2 separate regions of the Mus musculus genome follow, and region 1 is linked to region 2. A link is a contact called in ENCODE Hi-C or POLR2A ChIA-PET data. All regions are on one chromosome and are shown on one strand. Each heading gives the region's core, a stretch centred on a gene start or an enhancer-like site at or near the end of the contact. The rest is flanking DNA. Distances are from core to core; before and after follow the strand shown.

The links. A loop is a pair of places that touch in the nucleus more often than their neighbours do. ChIA-PET counts read pairs that join two places held with the same protein, here RNA polymerase II (POLR2A).
Region 1: a map of heart shows a loop between it and region 2 (4-fold over the local background). The contact joins the promoter of Cables2 here to the promoter of 4921531C22Rik in region 2. A Hi-C loop is called at or near these places in 2 of 37 maps with a recorded cell type or tissue (heart and regulatory T cell). POLR2A ChIA-PET finds 5 or more read pairs at or near these places in 1 of 5 experiments (embryonic stem cell).

The regions. Positions count from the first base shown.
Region 1 is chr2:180,269,246-180,275,878 of GRCm38, forward strand. It overlaps Cables2 (CDK5 and Abl enzyme substrate 2), which reads right to left and starts at 4,220. Exons shown (of 10, transcript NM_145851.2): 1 at 3,855-4,220. The coding sequence starts at 4,210. It also overlaps a transcript of Rbbp8nl not described here.
Region 2 is chr2:179,973,891-179,979,845 of GRCm38, forward strand. It overlaps 4921531C22Rik (RIKEN cDNA 4921531C22 gene), which reads left to right and starts at 2,963. Exons shown (of 2, transcript NR_033782.1): 1 at 2,963-3,302; 2 at 3,559-5,123. Taf4 (TATA-box binding protein associated factor 4) reads right to left here and starts at 2,756. Exons shown (of 15, transcript NM_001081092.1): 1 at 1,523-2,756. The coding sequence starts at 2,756.

The sequences.
Region 1 (6,633 bases), core at 2,970-5,469, 300 kb after region 2:
AGGGCCATGTGCATAGCTCGGCTACTCTGAGGAAGGGCCATGTGTATAGGTCAGCTACTCTGAGGAAGGGACATGTATATAGGTCAGCTACTCTGAGGAAGGGCCATGTGTATAGGTCGGCTACTCTGAGGAAGGCCCATGTGTATAGCTCGGCTACTCTGAGGAAGGGTGAGGAAGGGCCATGTGCATAGCTCGGCTACTCTGAAGAAGGGCCAGGTTCTTGTGGTGCAGACACCGTAAGAATCAGACCCCATGGTGTGCCCTGCCCTGCCCCCACCGGGAGCCAGAGTAAGGGTTGACATGTGGGATGTCTGTGTATATGATGCATAATATGACACTCTATGTAGCGGTGGGGGTCTTGGTGAGGAGACAGCTGAGGAGGGTATGTGGAAACGCAGGGGCTGCTCATGGAGCGTACGGTGGCATGTACTGTATGTCCACAAATACACGGGGACTCCTGTACTGTTCACATGTGCCTGGCACCTCAATTTGAGAATAGCTAAAAGCAGATAAACACTGAGGAGCAATCTGGACTTTCTGTCGCCTCAGCTGACACTCTCCAGACAACTAAAAAGTCCCAAGCTCAGTACCTCAAGCTGCAGACGTACAGGACAGTGTCTGCTCCAGCTCCATGGCATGGTTGCATGGCAATGACTGGAGCCCTCTACATGTGACGTGGGATGAAGAGGCCAGGGGTCAGGAGTGAGAGGGAAGGTGCTAGCTAAGAGGGCTTACCCGCTGAGCAGTTCAGCTGTCCTAACAGCTCAGAGCTGCCCCTTAGCAACGTTGCTGCTGCCTCTGAAGTCCACCCTCCTCTGTTCTTCAGTTGGTACCTGAAACCTAACTACAGACCTTAAACAACAACTGGTATGTGACAGGCTTCCTTGCTTGGAACTTGGGAGATGGGGAGAGGTCTAGGCAGGATCACGTGCCCGTGGCTTTGATTCTGTGCCCTTTAGGAATCCAGGAAGAGTGGATGGGCTGTGCAGGCTCGGGACAGACTCAGGAACCACCCGTCACATGACAGGTTGCAGAGAAGTCCCTAGTGAGGAGCCCATCCTGGCCAGCATGCTCAGGAGTCTGGGACCCTCCTCCACTAAGCAAGCACAACAGCATTCAGTCAGAGCCCGGGGCTCTGTTCCCCTGCCCGAGCACACCATTTAGCTCCTCACAGACCTGTATCTGCTAAAAACCCAAACAAATAAGCAAAATACCCCATGGTCTCCTGGTGAGTCTCCGTCCCAGCACTCCATGTAGAGAGGCCTGTGGTCCAGCAGCTTCACAGAGAAAGAGTGGGGCCTCAGAGGCAGGGTCAGCAGCTGGGTTGTCCTGGCGACTGACTACTCCAGTGGGTTTCAGCCCCGAGTGAGCAGATTCTGGGCAGAGACTAATACCCAGGTGCCAAGTTGCTCAATGGCTCCTCTAAGTGGCTCAGGTGCTACTCAGGGCTGGCCTAGGCCCCTCTTTGAGATCAAAGCAGAACACAGTCTCCTGCCTCTAGGCCCAGTTCTCTAATGGTGGGTGCAATTAGGTTGCAATTTGCAAAGTCATTTGCCTATGGGGACTTTCCCTTCCTCTTCATTTCTCCAGCAGGTACTAAGCAGGGCTGTTGTAAGTTGAAGTAGTTCCCCAAAAAGATCCTTCAAAAGCCTCCTTAGGGGCCTAAGCTACAGACACTCTAGGAAGGGATCAAGGTGAAAGGAGGACAAGATAAACCCGTGAGGACATGCAGGGAGGAGCCCCACGTGGAGACAAGGAGAGGGATCAACACAGCGTAAGCCACCGGCACCCAAGGCCTGTGGAAGCTGTACAGGGTCAGGAGCACCTCCAGGTTACAGCCTGACCTTCAGTGATTGGCATCCAGGGCTGGGGGGAAAAGTGCTGCTGCTGCTGGGAGCTTCCTTTTTCTCCATGGCCTTAGAGGTGCACACACAGGCTCTCTAACCAGAAGGCAGCAGTGGGCAAGTAGCTGGAATACACACTTTGAACGGGACCATAGAGCCTAGAGGTGAGCCTCCTTCCAGGCATGCAGTAAAAGAGACAATAAACAGCTCAAAAGCCCTGTGCAGACAACCAGCAGTGACTCTGTCTATTGCTAGAAAATACTCCTGAGAGCCCAAAGTAGGATCAAGGACAAAAAGCTTCTTGTCAGCCTATTCCACAGAGCAGGAGACTGAGGCTGTAAGAGATCCATTAGCTGTTCAAGGTCACAGAGCTACCGGATGGAGGATGGCTGGTCTGCACTCACTGTGACAGCCTTCAGGAGGCCAGCCACTGTTGTCTCTCCTACCCACAGACTGGGAGCTGGGGTAGACCGTCCTCCTGTTGAAGGCCTGTGACCACACAAGGATAACAACTCTCAGGATGAAGTGGGGCAGAACTAGGAAGACGGATGGCTGGAAGAGCTAGGACGGCGTGGGTACCAAAGGGAGCCTCAACCACAAATGTTTCAGCTTGCTCTTCAAGGGGGTCCAGCTAACTAACACTCTGGGACAAACTGACCCCTTGTCCCCACTGTATCCCTCTATGTCCTGTGGAGAAGCATGACCTGGCCCTACCTGTAGGCTGAGGTGGTAGCCACAGAAAGTTGAGGTCCTTTGGCCACAGATATGTGATGCAGGGTCAGAAGTCAGACAGCTTTTCCCATCACAGACCTGCCTAGGGCTTCCCACACCTGGGAGCCAGCCACCTGGCAGGAGCTCGGATATATAGCAGTGGGGCCTGCCCAGAAGGGACCTCAGTGTCCAGACTTAGCTCCCGCTGTCACTCGTTAGGTGAAGGCTGAGAATGCAAGAGGGAGCTGAGCAGGCTGAGACCCACATGGTGCTGGTAGCTACGGCCATCTGGGAAGTAAGCATAGCCAGGGAATGGGGGAGTAGTGAGGAATAAGAGCTGTCCTGGGCTAGGATGAAGGATCCTAGGATCCAGGCAGGGGAGGCAGAACAGTTACATGTTGCAGACCCTGAGTCCAGCAGGTGTGGGACAGAGGGCAGGGAGGTGGTCAGGTGTATAAGGCCGAGTAGAGATGAGACCAGGTAGGTAAGACCCTGGCCCACAAGCTGAGTTGGGCACACAGCCTGTAAAAAGTGTTTGTGAGTCTCTGTGTAGGGTAGCCAGGGGAGGGATGTGTCTAGAGTCAATTAGACCAAGGGAACTCCGAAATCCATATTCAGGGGACTTTCAAGGTAAAGAGCTGACCCCATATCCAGGAGCTGACAGCTTTAGTGGGACTTTCAAGGTAAAGAGCTGACCCCATATCCAGAAGTTGACAGTTTTAGTGGGACTATCCCTTCCCTCTGGAGGCTGACCAGCTTCAGTTAATCCCAAACTCATCTCCTGTATTCTGGACTGATGCTGCCACATCACCTCAGTCCCAGTCAAGGACAGACGGGACTGCGAGCCTCTCTGACTCTTGCACGCTGCGGTGATGGGCCCTCAAGTACCAGAATGAAGGATCCCTGGACCACCCTGGCTCCTGCATTATGGGCTGAAGAACCCTCTTCCCTAATTACCCGACACCTTGATCTTGGGCTGGTCATCTTGACCCTGTGTCCTGGGCTGACCATTCCGGTTCACCCAGACCTCTGAGTGTTAAGTTGATGGGTACCAGGTGACCATACCTGTGTGCGGGGTGAATGGACCCACCTCATCCCAACCATGTCCAGGTCTGCCGAGCTTGTGGCTTACCCGAACCCATAGGTCAACTACCCCACAACCTGGGAGGAGGGACCTGGCTCACCACCACCGGTGCCCCGGGCTGCCAAGGCCATAGGTCACACAGCCGGAGTGCTGGTTAGGCCTCTAGGCCACCACCCTGACCCCAGCGTGCAGCCGCCCCCGTCCAGCCCACTCACCTTTGGCGCTGCCCGTCCAGGCCAAGGCCGGCGGGCGCCGTCGTGGGGCTGAGCAGGCCCTGGGGCGCGGGCCTGGCTGGCAGCCCCGGGAGGCCTCCAGGTGGAGCGGGCGGCGGCGCGGGCGCCTCGCGGGCCTCGGTGGGCGGTGGCGGCGGCGGCGCTGGCTTCTCGCCTCCGGGACCCAGGCTCGGGGGCCGTCCGTCCAGGGAGATGTTGTTGAGAAAGAAGAGGGCGGCCTGACGGCGCCGGGAGTCCCCGCGCCTCCGCGGCACGGCCGGCGGGTTCCGGGCGGCCGGCGCGGGCCTGGAGGGGCCGGGGGCCGGACCCGGGGCTCCTCCCGCCGCAGCCGCGGCCATGCTCGAGTGCGCCGCCGCGCCGCGCCGCCGCGCAGCTGCCCATTGGCCGCGGCGCGCTTGCATGCAAATACCACCCCGTCACTCCCGCCCATTGGCCGCGGCGCGCCCATATGTAAATATAGTTCCGCGGTTCCTGTCTATTGGTTGCGGCGCGCCTGTATGCAAATACCACCCCGTCGCTCCCGCCCATTGGCCGCGGCGCGCCCATATGCAAATATAGTTCCGCGGTCCCTGTCCATTGGTTGCGGCGCGCCTGCATGCAAATGAGGCTCCTCTGAGCCCTTCGATCGGCTAGCGATATGTGGCTTGCCCCGGCGCTCCCCTGAGTCCTAGAGTCTTCTGTCTGTTGTAGGTTTGGCGTGGCTAAACACGGCAAGGTCGGTAGGTGCACGGAACCTGTGTCCTGTTCTCCCGTCCAGGACTCGGTGTACAGGGCACCCTTCAGCGAATGTTCATTATGGGCTGCAGACTCAGGGTGCGGGCCTGTTGTGGTCACTTGCTCCGGGGTGTTCCCTCAGCCCTGGGGTTCTTCTGGGCAGGTATCCATCCATGTTCCACCAGAGCCTGTAACTTCCGGGCTGTGCCGCCTGGCCTCCTCACTGACTGCTGAAGACACCCGTCTATGGTCTGAGGGCAGCTGACATCTCAGTTGCCTCATGGACGTGGTCTTGAGTCTGCATGATACTGGAGTTTCAGTTTCCTTCGTGGAGGATGTCCAGGACTCGAGTATACAAACCCTTCTGGCTCAGTACCGTGTGTGTATGTCGGCCCTTCCCTGTACAGAGTCTTCACCCTACCATCACCTGCTCTTTCCAGCTCCCAACCTATGTGGACTTCTTATCTTTCTTTTGTTTTGTTTTTCAAGTCAGGGTTTCTCTGTATAGTGTAGACCAGCCTGGCCTCGAACTCAGAAATCTGCCTGCCTCTACCTCCCAAGTGCTGGGATTAAAGGCATGCGTCACCACTGCCCGGCGACTTCTTGTCTTTAAAGTGTTTGATGGATCATTGAAGAAACACAAAGGAAAATCTCCCCAATGTTCTTTTTGGTCTATGGTCACTGCCTGCTCTGGTCCTGTGGCTGCTTAAAATGGGTGCTGGAGTGGAGTTGGTTGAGGGAGAGAGATCCCTGGGAAGTGGCTTCTTTCCTTGGGAGAAGCCATCGGTAGTGTTACCTATAGGAGTTCATACTGCCAGTTCCTTCCCTGCTTTTAAGGCTCAGGCAGGCTGATTCTGTCAGACACCCCCCTCTATCCATGGCATCTCCCTGTCATCCCTGAACAAGTAGGCTTACCCTTACTCTGTTCTGACCCCCCTCTTCTCCACTGCCTTTTCCTAGCTACCCTGCCAGGAACCAGTGACAAGGTGGACAGTTTTCCTGTCTAGTAGAACGCAGGGCTTGGTCCATTGAGTGGTGGGCACTCCCAGAGAGAGTAATTTCTGTCAGGGGGTCATGGTGTCTGCTGACCTGGGGTGGTGTCCTTCACACTCAGGCTGCTTACCTTTCTGAGTTTTGGTCTCTGGTAGTATGAGGTGCTAGCTGTATGACTAAGCTGCTTTGGGATGGGTAATTGATCGTGGCTAACAGAAGCCACTGTCTGACAGGGATGACAAGGAGGTGTGCTCCTGGCAGGGTACCATGAGTGTGGACATAGCCCTAGAGCTAGACCCCAATATTGGCAGACAAACCTGTGAGGTGATTGAGGGACATTTAAACAGGAACTTGGCCTCTTCCTGGGTGTGGTACTGTGGGTTTTTTTCCCTCACAGACCAAACCTGACCAGGAGGTCAAAGTGGATAAAACATACAGCTTGTGTTTTATTCAAATTTGAAAAAGCTGAAGAATCTTGTAACTGATTGAACACACACACACACACACACACACACACACACACACACACACACACCTGGCTGTCCCTTGGAATTTTGTCCTTCGGGCCTCTCAGGTGTGCTCAGTAGAGAATGGTACTCTGTTAAGCCCAGGCCTCACCCAGTCCCAGTGACAGTTTCTCCAGTTCTGGAAGTTTCAGGCTCTTACAATTATACCCACAGTTCCCTTTTATGCTGTAGTCCTTCTACCTGGTTTGGCCAGCTCCAGCCTTCCTCACTCAGTTATGGTCAAGTGAGTTCTCCTTGGCTTTCACCCTGACCTTTTGGCACATATTTAGATGCTTATAAGAGCATGCTAGGAACTTTGCCTGCTTGGCACACTTCTATTCAACCCTCAAAACCCAAATCTAAGCTTCAGGTGCCACCTTCCTTGACCTCCCCAAGGCAGCTTCTTTCTCCCTTATTTCCCCACACTGGACCCTGACTGGTGCTTTGCCAACAGTGCCTGTTTTTGCCCTGGAAATGGCAGCTCTTAAACTTCATACACAGGTATTTCCCTAAGTTTCTTCAATACCATCAGGATCTAGTGGTTCAGG
Region 2 (5,955 bases), core at 1,713-4,212:
TTACATTTCCCCCAAGGAGTTATCTTCTGCTCTACACGCCAACTCTGAACCTGACCTGGAAAAGGAGGCAGCAGTGGTGCAGACAGCAGCCAATGCCCTTTTCAAATGACATCGTCCTTCTCCCAGGGAGACGGACTTCACTTGTGCAGCACTCAAAAGCAAAGGAGCCAGGGTAAGCCAGGATTGCTATGGAAGGATGCCATGGGCACCTGACTAAGCCAGCTTTCCTGATAAAAGGACAATGTGGGCACATACTTGCATTGGGGAAGTCCGTGTTAAAGTACTGTGGCATTTCGAACAGCAGACTACAAGCACAAAATGCATCTTAAACTATAAATATCAGCCATACTTTCCACCCAGAGGTCAGAATGAAGATAATGAACAAGGCATTTCAATTTCACACACAAAACACACACACACACAGCCACCCCACACACACACACACACCCTGCTCACTTCTCAGCAAACCCCAGATGTGTGGCAAGAGACATCTGCAGTTCCTAGGCCTTATGTCACACCCAGCGCCTCCTCAGAGCATGGCAGCCCCTGCAACCTCTCAAACACTTCTGGGTCCTATATCCCCATAGATAGGGCAGGTATCTCTGGACCTTTGATGAGCCTTCCCAATCCTCATTGACTTCCACAGCAAAACCCAATTCTAAAGATGCTGTAGGTCTTTCAACGTGACCCAAACCACTTTTAAGAAAACAGGAGAGGACACAGTAGCAGCATGTTTTCTAATTCTCTACTACTGCCACCGCGGCGGGCGGGCGGGCGGGCGGCGCTGCTACTACTGCTTGCACATGTCACCGTGTAATACCGGAGGAGCGCACAGGGCTTGCTCCGGCCCAGGGTTCTGTGGGAACACTCCTGCAGAGGACTCTCAAACAAAAGCAGGCTACAAGCGAGGAAAGGAGCCACTCGACAAACCCAAGGGACCCTTAGGAATTCGAGGACAACAGAGTCAGAACATGTGTGGAATCTGCAAGAGCCGAGACAGCTCCTGTGTCCCAGAATCCACATCACCATGATCTCCTGCATCCGCAGACCCCTACGCACTAAGTGTCCTACTGACCTCCAGGGATGGCAACAACAAAAAACACCCAGGGTCCACTTTCAGGCACTGATGACCACTAAACGCCTGCTCCCAGCATGGAGTCCCCAACCGGCTTCCCTGGCAACAGGAAAGCCCATGCCGCCTTCCACAGACTTCATTAGCATGCCCGTGAGTAGTCGGTTCGCCCTCTCTTGACCTCACCTGAGGAAGGAGAGAGAAGGGCCCCTCGGCTATACGGTGGTAGCCCAGAGCATCCGAATGGGACAGCAGAGTTCCCCGAGGGATCTGGGAGCTCCAGGACTGGGACGCCCTCAAAACTGGCAGGTCACCTGGGCAGGGGCCGCCCCTCGGCCTCTCGGGCCACCCGACTAGGGCACGGTCCCAGAATGCAGCCCAGAACTTCCTGGAACGCCAGGGCAGCCTGGTGCACCCGCCCTCGGCCTCCCGCCGCGCGCTGCCACTCACCTGGGGGCAGCTGGAAGTTCTGGATGTTGGTCGGGTTCTGCGGCGGCTGCGGCAGGCGCGGGGCCAGCACGGTGGGCGTCAGCGTGGCCCGGATAGCGCCGGTGGTGGCCGCCGGCGTCCGAGGCAGGCTGGGGGTCGCCGCGGCCGCACCCTTCGCCAGCCCCGCGGGGGTCCCGGGCGCAGGCCCCGGCAGCGCGCCCGGCATGGCGGGCCCGAGCAGCACACTGCCCGCCGCGCCCCCGCCCGCGACCCCCGCCGCCGCCGCCGCCGCCGCCGGCCCCGGCCCGGGCCCCGGTCCGGGCTTGGGCGCCTCGGCCTTGGCCCCCTGCGCGCCCGCGCCCGGCTGGCCCAACCCCGCGGCGCCCCCGGAGGCCGCGGCGGGGGCAGGAGCGGCCCCGTTCTGCGCGGCGGCGGCAGCGGCGGCGGCGGCGGCAGCGGCAGCGGGTGACACGGGGGGCGCGGGCGCGGCGGGGTGCCCGGGCGGCCGGGCTGGCGCGACAGGCGCTGGGGGCGCGGGCGGCGGGGGCGCGGCGGGCGCGGGCGCGGCGGGCGGCGAGGGCGCGGCGGGCGCGGGGGCCGCCTGGATGACAGAGCCGGCGGCGGGCGGCGGCGCGGGCCCGTTGTTGACCGGGCTGACAGCAGGTGCGGCGTGCGGCGCGGTGGGCGGCGCGGCGCTCCCATTCAAAGTTTGCGCGGCGCCGGGGCCGGGCGGGCCAGGCGGGCCGGGCTTGGAGGCGCCGGGGCCGGCGGGTGGGGCGGCGGCGGCGGGATCCGGCCCCGCGACGGCGGCGGCGGTGGCGGCGGCAGCGGCAGCGGCGGCGGGGCAGGGCCCCGCGCTGGCCTCGGGCAGCGGCCTCAGCTTGGCGGGCGCCGGCGCGGGCCCTGCGGGGACAAGCAAGCGGCGCGGTGAGCTGGAGCCCGGGCGCCGCGGGCCCCCACCCGCCGGCCGCGCTCTACCTGCGGGGGGCGGCTCCGGCGCCGCTGCGGGCGCGCCCTCGGCGGAGGCGGCCGGCCCTGCGCCCGCGGCTCCGGCCGGGCTGCCGCTCACAACATGGTTCCCGAGCGCGCCGGCGGCCGCGGCCCGCAGCTCGGGCGTGCGCGGCGCGAGGTGGTGGTGGTGGGCCGCGCTGGCCGCCAGCTGCGACTCGAGCGAGCCCACCAGATCGCTCACCACTTTCTCGTCCACCTCGCTGTTGAAGAAGACCTCGTCCAGCAGATCCGAGCCCGCCGCCATCTTTCCTCCTCGCCGCCGCCGCCGCCGCCGCTCGGCCGAGCGCGCCTGGGCAGGAGGAGGTTCCAGCGGGGCGGGGGGCGGTGCGCGGGGCGGGCGGGGGCGCGGCGCGCAGGGAGGGGGGAGGGGCGGCCCACTGCGCAGGCGCGCCGACACGCACCGCCCACGCCCGCGCCCCTGTGGCCTCCGATTGGCTGCGGCGGGCTCTTAAAAGACGCGGCCAATGGCTGCGAGCGCCAGAGGCCGGGGAGCAGGCTAGGCGCTGGGTGCTGGTCGGCTGTTGGAGCGCTGGTGGGAATGGCAGCGGGGCCGGGAGAGCGGCGGCTCTAGGCGCCGGGTGGGTCGCGGCAGCCGGCTGCGGGGTTCGCCCTTTGTCTGCACCCTTCCAAAATGGCTGCGGCCAGGGCGGGCGGTGACAGCTGCGCGGGCGCTCCCGGGGCCCCGGCGGTCAGAGAGGAGCAGGAGTCCTGGCACGAAGGCGCTTTCGGGGCGGAGAGGTGCGCAGAGGACGCCGCGGACACGACGGGTCAGCTCCCCTGACTTACAGCGGTTAGTACGAGGGCCGTGCACACCCCGGACGAAGCTGGACATCCGGAAGCTGATTTGTTCTTTATTTACTTTTCTCGTGGGGGAGGGGGGGGTTGGTTGTAAATCCTCTAAACTGATGCTTGCTGGCACTTTGTAGGAACATTTTCGTTACCATTTCTCCCCTTTCTTTCTGGGTGTTTTCTTAACCAAAAGGCCGTCTTATTGGACATCGCTATGGATTTCGTCTTTCCTTTTTTTTTTTTTTTTTTTTGAAAAGGCCGAAAACAAATTCCAGATGGCAAAGCTTGTTGGGGACCTCAACGCAACTGACCTTCCTAGAATCATCGTCACCTCTGAAGAGACTTGCCACGGTCTGCACAGATCCAGCACTGGGGAATGAGGAATTTGACACTGTAATTTTTTTTTTTTCCTTTCGTGCCTTGAAAGAGACTCTTCCCACCAGCTTTTACTACCCACACACACCCTCCATGCACTCGGAAGATGAAGGCAGGAGGAAAAGGAGTTCAACCTTTGTTATGCATTTAGTTGGAGGCCAGCCTGGGGGTCTTGTGGGGCCCTGTATCAAAAAGGTGAGGTGAGAACTATTCTCTCAAAAGCAGAGTATAAACTCTCAGCCTGTGTGCTGATCCTGTCCCAGCCTTTTAAACTAAATGAGTTATATAACTACTATACAAACCCCACCCTACCCCAGCTGTCCTCTAAGCAATAGTCTACCTAAGGAACTGTGCGCCTTGAAGCCAAAAAACAAAACAAACAAACAAACCCCACAGTGCCCTCACTTGCAAAGTGTGCTTGGGAATCCTTAAATAACAGAAATTTTGTTCTTGAACATCAGCCTCCAGATTTGGAAAGCCAGTAAAAAGAAAGAGACAATGAGGAAGCAGGTTGGGTGCTAGAAGCCAGTATAGGCTTGACACACACTAGAAGGAACAGAAATTCACAGTTGTAAATAAAACCCACGAGTCTTCTTTTGACACAGGAGAACACGTTCAGGGCCAAGAGCATCATCCTGAGTGAGTGGGACACTACTTAGTCACAGCCCCCAGCCACAAGTCACAGAATTCTTTACTCTTGATAATGGTTTGAAGATTTTAAAGTGGACCAAAGGATCAGAAGGTTCTTGCTAATCCTCTTGATGCCGGTTAATGGGACCCACCAGTTAGGTGTACAGTAGCCTGTACCCCGAAGCCATTAGGTGACAGGGAGCACAACAATGAGAGCCATAGCAAAGCCCAGGCTCTGGAGCTCACAGGCCTCTTGGTACCACGGTACACAGCCTCCTTCCATTCTTAAGCATCTGCTAATGACACAGCCCCTGAGCCACCAAGACTTAAGTTACAGGTGCAGGGTTTAGGGTCTGTGCCCACCAGTCCCTTCATTCCTTGCTGCAGAGCCCAGTGTGGGAGCCACACATCTTTCAGGTAGCTGTTTTCAAGTGCAGAGCTCTTAAGACTGAAGTGGGTGGAGCTAAAAAGTCTCCTCCCCTCCTCAAAATCTATATGCAAGGGGCAGTAGACACTATTAAAGCCTTAACCTTTGTCACTCTGGAGACTGAAGAACAAATTTTCTTTAAATTGTCTCTCCCTTTGATACATTGCCATAGGCCATTATGACTTTCATAGTTTGAACTAGCATTAAAAGAGAAAAGGAAGAATCATTAAATATAAAGTATAAATAAAACACCCATTTTGTAGAAACAGGGGACAACCTTTTGCAAGTAGGTTCCTGCCACCATAGGTTTAAGGGATCAAATTTTTATCAGGCTAATATGGCAACTACTTTTATCTGCTTAACCATTTCACCAGCACAAGATGTTTAATTAAAAAAAAAAAAAAAAAAGGCAAAGCGGAGGGATAAGGAGATGGCTCGCTTGGTGAAATGATAGGATATGAGTTGAATCCCAGTACCCACATGAAAACACTGGGTATAGCAGCATGCATCTGTAATCCCAGCTATGGGGAGGTGGGGATCACAGTATTCCTGGGTCTCACTGGCCCAGAAAGTGTAGTGAAATATCCTGTCTCAAAAAATAAGAATGATTGAGGAATACACCTGTATACCTGATGCTGACCTCTAACCTCCATGCATACATGCACGCACCACAGAGAGACAGACAGACAGACAGACAGAGACACAGGCAAGAGTGCACACTAGATGGTAGCTGGAGACCTCAAACTGGTTCCTGCTTTCTGGGTGATTGTGTCAGGCACCCTTACCTTGTGGTAGCTTCAGCCATCTCTGGACTCACCTGGCTATGGTCTCTCCTTTATTTTGTTTTGACAGAGCATCTTGTGTTGCACATGCTAGCCTTGATAGGCTCATTCCATCCTGTCAGCCTTTCACATAGCTGGTACCTCTCATCTTCTAGTGATACCAGTTCCTGGATTTGGGACCTACCAAATTCCAAGATCACTTTGAAAAGTTTTTAACACATTACAACTGCAACTCCTTTGCTTGAGACCAGGCTTGGGTGGCCACCAGTCTTAGGACTAATGCATTGAGTGCTCTCTGCAAGGCCAAAGAGGAACTGAGGTTAGAAGGCTTAAGTTTGTGGCTGGGTCTCACTCTTGGTAAGGGTATAAAGCCAAGTCTCAGACACTAAGGTTGCTGGGCACTAGTAGCACTCTTCCCATGCTGAGGTTAGCTATCCTTT